2 separate regions of the Homo sapiens genome follow, and region 2 is linked to region 1. Evidence: chromatin contacts called from ENCODE Hi-C or POLR2A ChIA-PET data. All regions are on one chromosome and are shown on one strand. Each heading gives the region's core, a stretch centred on a gene start or an enhancer-like site at or near the end of the contact. The rest is flanking DNA. Distances are from core to core; before and after follow the strand shown. Region 1 overlaps LINC03069 (long intergenic non-protein coding RNA 3069). Region 2 has its middle 9.6 kb from the start of LINC03069.

Region 1 (4,899 bases), core at 1,039-3,538:
AATCCCAGCTACTCAGGATGCTGAGACAGGAGAATCGCTTGAACCTGGGAGGCAGAGATTGCAGTGAGCCGAGATCACAGAACTGCACTCCAGCCTGGGTGACAAGAGCAAGACTCCAACCAAAAAAAAAAAAAAAACTTATTCAGGTAACCAAACCAAATACTACCTGCTCCCCAATAACCTATGGAAATAAAAACATTTTAAAAAGTTGACTGTGATGGCAGAGTTGGGGACATGTAGTAAGTAGTATGGGCAAAGGTGAAAGGACCAGATAGTTTAAAATAGAATAGATATTGAACTTTGTAAACTGAATCTTAAGGAAAATACATATTGCAAAGTAATACAGAAACAACTGGACTGTTTCAAAACCTGGAGCACAATGGACCAGTAGTTCAACCAGTTTTCTCTTTCCGGTTGTAAGTTGCTTGGTGTTTCACAGGAAGACAATGGGCACCTAGCAGGAAATGTTGAAGAAGCAACGCCATGTTTGCATCATTCCCTTCTGAACATACACTGAAATGAAGACTGACTTAAAGACGTGGTGACACGTTTGTGCTATTTGTCTTCTGATGATGTAAATTCTCCCTCGGAGCTTTACCCTAGTTTGCCAATAGGAGCCATTTTGATTGTGAGTTCTGTCAGTTCCTGTTGGTTTCTGACAACTGTAGGTTGTATGGGACTTCATATAAACCCCTGTGCCTTCCCATATTTTGAGTGAGTAAGTCCAGAAATAAATAGGAGGCAACGTAAAAACCTGAGGTGAAAGAATAACTGGGAAATTTAATAAAGAAGAAATGACACGTTCCATTTGAGACTGAAATTGCTTTATCAGAACAAAATCCGATAACATTGAAGCCCGCAGCCTTCAATGCTAACAGTGCCTAACTTCCTTAGATAGGAAGAAATCTACTATCTATTCTGAGCTGGAGTGTTAAAAGAGTTCTATTCATTAAAAAACAAAGCAAAACAAACCAAAACAACTATTTGTCTTAAGGCAACAAATCATTTGATGCCAAAAAACTTTAAAAGGAGTGTTTTTTTTCTCTTAAACTTTATTAAAATTATTTTTTACATCACAAACCTGAATGCTGTTCATTGAGCAAGTATTCTGACCATCCCTTTTAGATTCCCTGGTTTGCAGCTAAATCAATATTTTCTTGAAATGAAAATATAAGTTGAATTCTCCAGAGATCAAAAGTATTCTGAGGAAAAATACCTGTTGTAATTGCAACTCACTAGTCTGATGCCAAAATCAATGGTAGTAACTTTTCTCAGGGCAGGATTCCATTTAGCATGGAGTTACCCTGTCTTCTTTCCAAGAGTAGATGAGGCTCATTTAATCCATGATCAAGGCCAGCTACTATGCAAGGAACAATAAGATTTTACATTAGGCATTTATAGTTTACTAAGTTCTTCACACCCTTGCTGTCATTTATTCAGTAAAATAATGCTATAAATGCCTTGAAAGAGGAAAAACATGGCATAATCTTTTGAACATCACCACAGCAGAGCCCAGTGCATGGATGACATTCAAAAAATATTTGCTGACTCAATCAAGTAAATATTACTAGCCCCACTTTAGAGGTGAGGATATTAAGATCTAGAGAAAATAAGGAGCGCGTCCAAGATCTTATAACAAGTGAAAGGCAGAACCAAGAATCATCCAGCTGTTCTGACTTCAAATTTTAGTATTTTCTTAGTAGAATATGCTGCTCCAAGATTTCCTACACCATCGATTTTGCTGCCTAAGATGAGATGCAAAGATTCATATTCAATTCTATAGAAATAGGTAATATGGTAAACTAATCAGTCTTTTTGAAGACTGTGAGGCTACATTAATGAAAAATGTAAAATAGTCTCCATAGATTCACCTACATTTGACCAACCCACACACCATTTAATTTTAGACTTATTTGATAGGAGTACAATTGATGTTAAGAGTTGATTAATAAGGTGAGATTCTTACAGAGTTTTTGAGAAACACTTTTCTTGAAGAGATGATGGCTATTATTGGGATCCTGACCCATAGAGTACCACTTTCCAGCTTTGCAGGAATAATAAATCCATATTGTTTGGTTTCAGGAAGCTCTATCTCTGCTACAAAATATGCTGCATCATATTTTTAAGGTTTGTTTCAAAACGTTCTGCAATGTCTATAAAAACTTCCCAACTTAGGTAACAATAAGAAAAAGACTCTCAGGCAGGGTTTCTTAAAGTTCAGTGCCTGGGCCAGCAGTGTCACCTTTGTTACAAATACAGATTCTGTTTGTGGCCACACTCAAACCTACTGAATCACAGACTCCGGGAAGTGGAGCCCAACCCCCTGGGTAATACTGATGCACTTTCAAGTTTAAGAACCACTGTTCTACAATACAAAGTACAACTTTTTGGATCCAAGGCTGAAAAAAAAAAGGTTAAAAAAAAAATCTTCCTAGGAAAAAAAACATTCCAAATGGAGAGTGAGAGAAAGAGTGGGGGAATATTGTTCTCAGAGGGAATTACCAAGTGCCCCCAGAGGTTAAATTCCAGGGCTTACATTTCTTGCTAAATATTTCTTTGAGGGCCTAATAAAATATCTCTTTAATGAGTCCTTTTAAGATTCAACATTTAGTATGTAGCGTCGTGCTGATACTATCTTAAGCGATGTATCTGTATCACTAATGTCAGGTGAAATTTTTTCTTTTACGTAAGTTGTCCCTGTTAAAATTTAAAACAACCATTTTTACACATCTAGCATGTTTTAACATTTTGAGTCATATGTTGGCAAAAATGGCTCTTTCAGAAATTGCTATAATTTGATAGAGCTTTAGTAACTGTATTAATTTCTGATGGGAAAATTACAAATGTAAATAAATTATAATAGACTGCTTTACTATTCAGGAGAAATTCTTTACATTCAAACAGTAACTTTATAATGTCAAAATAACCAGTAGTTATTAATCAGTATCTGGACTATGTAAATATTTGCTTGTTTCCATAGTGATTGGCAAGCCCAGATACAGAAAAAAAAAAAAAACCCACACATGTTATCACTTCCTAATAATATGATCATAAAAACACGACTCAGGCCAGACTGAGAGGAGAATAAACAGTATTAATTAAAAGATTTATAAAATGGAGGAGGTGACAAGTGAAGTATTGAGTGTAAAAATTCACAAAGGAGGTAAAATATATCTTTTTCAATTCTGAAAGAAACTTGAGCAACCCTTAATTATCTTTCAAAATGCTATTTAGAATTTTCCAAAAATAAAACATCTGACAACTGCTCAAAGCACACCGCACCCCCACCCACAAAACATACACTTTTAAAGTGGATATACAGCCATGGCTGTGAAGCGTGTTTGAAAAAAGTGAGACTGTTGGCATTTCACTTGAAATCAACTGAGAAGTTCTTTACTAAAGAAGTGAGAAGCTCAAAGCTGTTTTCCAAAGCTTTAGGGGAGTACGGCATATTATGAAGCAGGAGCATTTGGTCAAAGAGTAAATTAGTAGTGTGGTTCACACATTGCACAAGAAATCTACACAGGAACCACAGTTGTCTTAAATAATCAGTCCTGTTAACAGGCCTTTGGTTATGAAATTTCTTCACAAAGCAGTCACCAGCGCAAAGGCTGTTTTTAGAAACACTTTGTTCTTCTGATATCTGCTGGGATAAAGCAGCACCTTTTTTTTTCCCCCTGGAATGATTTCTAAAAATAAAAACAAACACAAAAAGCACAAACACACCATCAAGTAGCAAGAGAAGAAATGAACATGCCACATAAGGTTATTTCAATAGGTGCTTAGTTAAATAGACACTCAAGGGGAAATTGCTGACCCAAGTTCATAAATGGAGAAAAAGTCCACAAGGAGAACTACTCTGAAAGATCATTTTCTGAGCACTTGGCAAGACCAAACCTAAAGCACTGTATTAGGATGGTGGAAAAGTAATTGCGGACTTTGCCATTGAAAGATGATAGTAAGAGAAATCGAAGCAATCACACAGTTATTAGATACTATCTTATGCTATATACATGCGAATATACAAATTGATAAAATATTTAAATGTCATAAAAACAAACTATATAACACATAAAAGAAAGTTCCTCTTAAGGGTAGTGAAGAATTCTAAGAAAATTCCAGCTGGGCGTGGTGGCTCACACCTGTTATTCCAGCACTTTGGGAGGCCGAGGCAGGTGGATCATGAGGTCAGGAGATGGAGACCATCCTGGCTAACATGATGAAACCCCATCTCTACTAAAGTATAAAAATTAGCCAGGCATGGTGATGGGCGCCTGTAGTCCCAGCTACTTGGGAGGCTGAGGCAGGAGAATGGCATGAACCCGTAAATCGGAGGTTGCAGTGAGCCGAGATCGCGCCACTGCACTTTAGCCTGGGTGACAGAGCGAGACTCTGTCTCAAAAAAAAAAAAAAAAAAAAAAGAAAATTCCAATACCAAGAAGCCTTAAAGGAAATCATTAGCAGATTTGACCCTGTAAATCAATATAAATCTTTGTAGAGAAAACTTGAGAAGCAAAGTAAAGACAAGCAGCAGACTGGAAAAAAATATGTGCAAATTTTATAATAGACAAAAGTTTTCTATCCTTAATATATAAAGAACTCTTGTAAATAAATATGGAAAATGCAAATCAGGAAAGATAAAACAATTTAATCTTAAAGATTAAGAATATCCAGTATTGGCTAGGATGTGAAGACATAGGCTCATTTGTAGATTGTTGATACCAATGAGAAGCATTTTTAAAGAACACTTTTGTACCATCTTTCACAATTTAAAATGTACACTGTATTTGGTAGTAATTGGAAACAGGAAACAAACACTCATTAAAAAAGGAATGTCTAGAGTTTATGGTTTATTTATGCAAAGTAAACCTTAATTCAGAGTCATCAAGAATCAGAATA
Region 2 (4,899 bases), core at 1,068-3,567, 39 kb after region 1:
TGTAATAAAAGAATACTAAGTGGGCTATTATTTGAATACTATAATAATGTAGGGATATTATAGAAAATGTATCAAAAGGGATATTGTAGAAAATGTATCAAAAATAGTAGTAGTGCTTATCACTTGATAGTAAGATTATTGTCATTTTAATTGTTTTCTTATACTGTCCTTATTGTTTTTCTAAAAGGAGTGTGTGGTATTATTTTATAATGAGAAAAAAAGAAACATTTATTTTAAAGCACAGGTCTTCTTTCCTTTTTTTAAAAAAGTTCATATATTAGGTGTAACGTCTTTACCTAGATGAAATGCTGTGGAAACTTTGAATGAAAGACTGAACATTATTTCTGTGCATCTAACTTTCATGGATTGCCAGTTTAACATACAGCATAAAAGACAGTGAATTAATTTAACTTTAACCTGACCCATTTAATATTAATATCTATGCCCACACTCTCCCTTGTTTCATTGTCATCTTCTTTCCTACCGGTTGGCTTATTTTTCACTAACGTGCTAGCTAACATAGGACACCTTGAGAGTGTAAATTGCACTTTCAAAATAGATCTTGTCTCTGTTCATGTCCCTTGGAAATTTTTAAGTGGAGTAAGTGAAACAAATAGCTGAAAGGTAGGCCCTTAGGGATGTTTGCTGACTTCTTCCTTTCAGAGATGTAGAGTGGGCCCACATTGTGAATTTTTTCTCATCATTTGGACAAGTCCTTCACCATTAATTGTGTTCTTTCTGCTCCAGGTGCAAAGCATCTAGATTATTCCCAAATAAACACAAGTCATCTTCATGCCTTTAGACACTTAATATCTTTCTTTAAGATGTTCACTTCTTGTCTTCCTGGTCCCTCTTTTCCATTGTTGGCTTCCAGTTTTTGTTTGTTTGTTATGTTTTTTTTTTTTAAGTAGAGCAGAAATGTGGCTGTGAAGTATAAATAAAAAGGGAGATGAAAAGTACAAAATTAAGAAAAGACAATTCTCAGTCCTATACTTCATGATTGGTTTTGTAAGCAAAGCAGTTAGCCATCTAATCAGGGTGGGACCTATTCTGAATAAACATTCTCTCTCTTTGCAGGGCCTAAAATTTGATCACTACTGAATGATCCTTTGCAATCATCATTGCCCTTTCCTGATAGCCTCCTCAAAAATTTAAATGCTCCTGAAAAGGACTAAAATTACTAGCACTTTGACATGAATAACTTTTAATAAATTCTCTTCCTACTCACACAAGAGATGGATGTTCTTCAAGATTTCATTCGTGATCAGCAAAACTGTGTGGGCCTGGAAGCTGGGAGTTCTAAAATTAGAGGATGAGGAAACAAAGGAGAAACTTTATAATATTGTACTGGGCGAGCCCCACGCTCATTCTGACCATGTGCCCAGTAAACTCACGCCCACCTATGTCCCACCATCAGGGTGAAAAGAGAAGAGCCAATTCATGATGACAGCTGCAAGGGGGTCAGTGGTAACTCTCAATGCCCACTGCTTCTTTACCATTAATTCCAGGGATATCCCATGGAAGCTGGGAATCTATAGAGCAGCCAGACATTTGCCTCAGGTTCAACTTCCTTATCAGAACAGGAAAATAATCACAATGAGACGCCTAGTGAAAAAGTCACACCGTGACTGCCCTGGCCCTGCCTCAGCTTAAACAATAAAATATGAATTGCAGAACATGACCCAATAACAGGAAACAGGACCAGCGCAGAGGGTGCTTTGGTAAACAGCAGCAGTTTCTCCCACCAAGATCTTGATTAATGCCCTTCCCAAATCTAGAGAAAGGAATAAAGTTTCCATGTCAGAAGGGCTGACCACACACTCATGTAATGTCTATCTCTGACATCTCTTTCCAAGCCGTGCACTTGTGCCAGAATCATATACCCTGTCCTAGGACAGGTAATGAAATGTAATGACAGTCTTTCCTGGCTCCACTTCCAGCTGCTTCACAATGGCTGCTAATAAAGACATATGGCTATATGTTGTCCATCTGTGTTCCAAAAGCAAACATGCAATTGTGTTTTCCTCTTAGGTCTGCTCTCAGCCTAGAGGAATGTAGCCTGAGAAAGATGAGTCAATCTTGAGCTGACCTCTCACTGCTTCCTAGGCTACACTTCAATACTTCCGACAATGCTTCCAGATCTCTTGCTTCCACATAACATATTTATTTGTTTATTTATTTTTTTGAGACAGGGTTTTGCTCTGTTGTCCAGGCTGGAATGTAGTGGTGCCATCATAGCTCACTGCAGCCTGTTTATTTTCAAAGAACAACAGAACTGTAGTAGTCCTGTGAGCAATTCAACAGAATTAATCCTTGTTCACAGGAAGCACTTGGATTCCAGTGTGTATGATTTTACTCTGTGCTGTTTATTTTTCATTTAATCCAAGAGACCCCAGAGGGTTAGTCAAAGAACTGAAAGCAGGGTTTGAAAAGAACTTGAAGAAGTTTTGCTATGGAAGCTCATGCAAAAATTAGAGATTAGAGCACAATGTTATTATTTTGAGCATTTATGAGGGCTGGTGGTTGAACATATTCATTCTCTCAGGCTTTCATGGCCTAACAATTTGGCATTAATGTTTTTGGGAACTTTTAAACTAAGTAACAGTACTGATACCTAATACTACCAAAGCAAATAGCATAGATAGATGGGCTTTCTGTTCCTTCTTTTCAGAGGCAGTTGAGTCAAGTCAATTTCTACCAAGAATTTTGGACAGAGAAATGTAGAAGATACAGTTGACTCTCAGTAGGTGCCCCCTCTCCCCTACCATGGAGGCAGCTACATGAATAATATTTAAGGCGAAATAATCCAGTCACTTGTGACACCAGAAGGGGATCCTCAGTGCTTGGTGGGCTGTGACAAGGCCACTGTGCAGACAATGATGGAATATAGGACTAACTAAAGCTGAAGAGAGGGTGACTGCAATACACAAGTAGCAGCGATAGGCAAAGGATGCTGGTTGGAGCACACACAGTACAGACATAAAAACCATGTCTCCATATACAAATAGCATTGGTAGGTGTCCCATATATAGAAACAGGTGTTGCCAAAAAGCTGAAGAGGTAACTCTTTCAGCTTTTTCAAAGTGGAAAAAATATCTAGAGCTCTCCAGAGCCACCAAAGTCATAGACTTTGCTTTAGAAAAGCAATGCAAACACTCCCTCCCCAGGTAAAGGTGGTATGCTGTTCTCAATTTCCCTTGTAGTTATAAATTCACAAAAATGTCACAGTTGAAAGAGACCATAGATACCTCCAGGCCAGCTTCATGGAGGCATAAAACCAAGGTCCCAATGTCTGAAGCTTTCTCAAGGACGTTTGAGTGAGTCTCATTTGTTTTGATTACAAACCCTTAGAATCCTACATTTGGCTTACTAAGGGCCAGCCTCCTTTATTTAGGGAAAGTTTTATAATCTTTAAATATTTTCCTATTTTTGGCAGGGCTTTTTGTGTATTTATAATACCTATACACACTTGCAAGTGGATTGGTGTACACATACACATACACACACATAATCTGTAACATCAATACACACACAATCTGTAACATCAATACACTTGCATGTGCGTATAAGTATTATGAACACTGAATATATGTATAAGTATACATATACACATCTGTACACGTATAAGTTTATCAGCCTGTATCCTCTCAGAGAGAGTACATAAGAAGAGTTCATAAACTTCTTTAGTCGTATGTCACCTTTCCTGCTCATTTCATTCCTGTTTCTTCAAACCTACCTCTCTCTATAGCTACTGGAAAGGAAGAATAAAGTTCCTTATGATGAGACTGCAGTGCAATTTGAATTGAGTTTTCATTGCTAAATTACATCAGGCAAGGCAGAGGCATTGTCAGTGCCCATGGTACTGTCATTTAATCCCTCTGTGCCTCAGTTTCCTTGTCTTTAAACAGAGGATAATAATAGTACATAAACCATCTGATAAGTTTGTGAGGATCAGATGAGATAATACATGAAAAACACTTCGGATAGTGTCTGACACATACTCAACACTTAAAATATTGTACTATTATTAGCGTACAATGCCATAATTATACAAGTGATGAATTACCAATGAATCAGGTCAGAATTCAAAACAAATCAATAAATATGCATTACCTACTATGTGGAATCACTGTTGTAGAAAATACATGTTTATTAGTGGACCCTCAGTTCATAATCTGTTAAACATTTACTGGTTATCTGAGTGGACCACAAAAAAAATCAGGATTAGCTGATTATTCTGCTTTCAGTAGGCTGGAACTGGGATAATTTCAGCAGGAAAAATGCACTCATTCCAACTGGGACCTGTCCAGAACATGTGGCTAAACAAACCTATTAATAAATTGTGACTTCAGTAATTAAAGGTACACACACAGACATCATGCATACTAAAATGACATTTTGTTAATAGACTGTCCTGGCAGGTTGGGGTGTTCTTTTAAGCTTTTTAGCAGCAACAAGCTGCTTCCTAGTCAGGAATCTTAAAATAACTATGTCATTACATAAACATTCGACATCCACCTTATGCCAACCCATGTTCTATTTCTTTTGGAAGAGAATGAAATAAGATGAATCGACGTGACCCAGGAGTCTGTGTTACAGAATGCTAATGTTCTTTGAGATGGTGGACATTCTAAAAGTTGTGAAAAAGGACCAGTGTTACAGGTATGGCTGACCTCTGCAAGATTATTTTATTGCAAAGGTTCTTTGGTTTTATAAGCTGACATGCCAGAGTCAACATAAATAAGGTGCTAGGGGAATATTGCTACAGAGGTAAGAGCATTAACTTATGTATCTACTTCAGCATAGCCAACTGGGCCCTGGGGAGGGGACCCAGGGACTCCGCTCAACTAAATAAATAGCAAATATGGCCTAACAACTCAAAGAGCACCAGATTTATTG

The links. A loop is a pair of places that touch in the nucleus more often than their neighbours do. ChIA-PET counts read pairs that join two places held with the same protein, here RNA polymerase II (POLR2A). Pooled maps may share reads with other maps.
Region 2: a loop to region 1 is called in a map of heart left ventricle, with 2.7 times the contacts of the local background. The contact joins two enhancer-like sites. A Hi-C loop is called at or near these places in 1 of 168 maps with a recorded cell type or tissue (heart left ventricle) and 5 of 50 pooled maps. POLR2A ChIA-PET finds 5 or more read pairs at or near these places in 3 of 52 experiments (AG04450, HEK293 and OCI-LY7).

Annotation. Positions count from the first base shown.
Region 1 is chr18:56,159,508-56,164,406 of GRCh38, forward strand. All of the region lies in intron 3 of LINC03069 (long intergenic non-protein coding RNA 3069), which reads right to left. Among named protein-coding and RNA genes, the nearest start is that of LINC01539, 24 kb to the left of the region's middle. Within about 2 kb of position 2,289, at least 2 of the 41 ENCODE cell types and tissues checked have a DNase peak (open chromatin) inside an H3K27ac peak, as active enhancers do.
Region 2 is chr18:56,198,439-56,203,337 of GRCh38, forward strand. No RefSeq gene overlaps it. Among named protein-coding and RNA genes, the nearest start is that of LINC03069, 9.6 kb to the left of the region's middle. Within about 2 kb of position 2,318, at least 3 of the 41 ENCODE cell types and tissues checked have a DNase peak (open chromatin) inside an H3K27ac peak, as active enhancers do.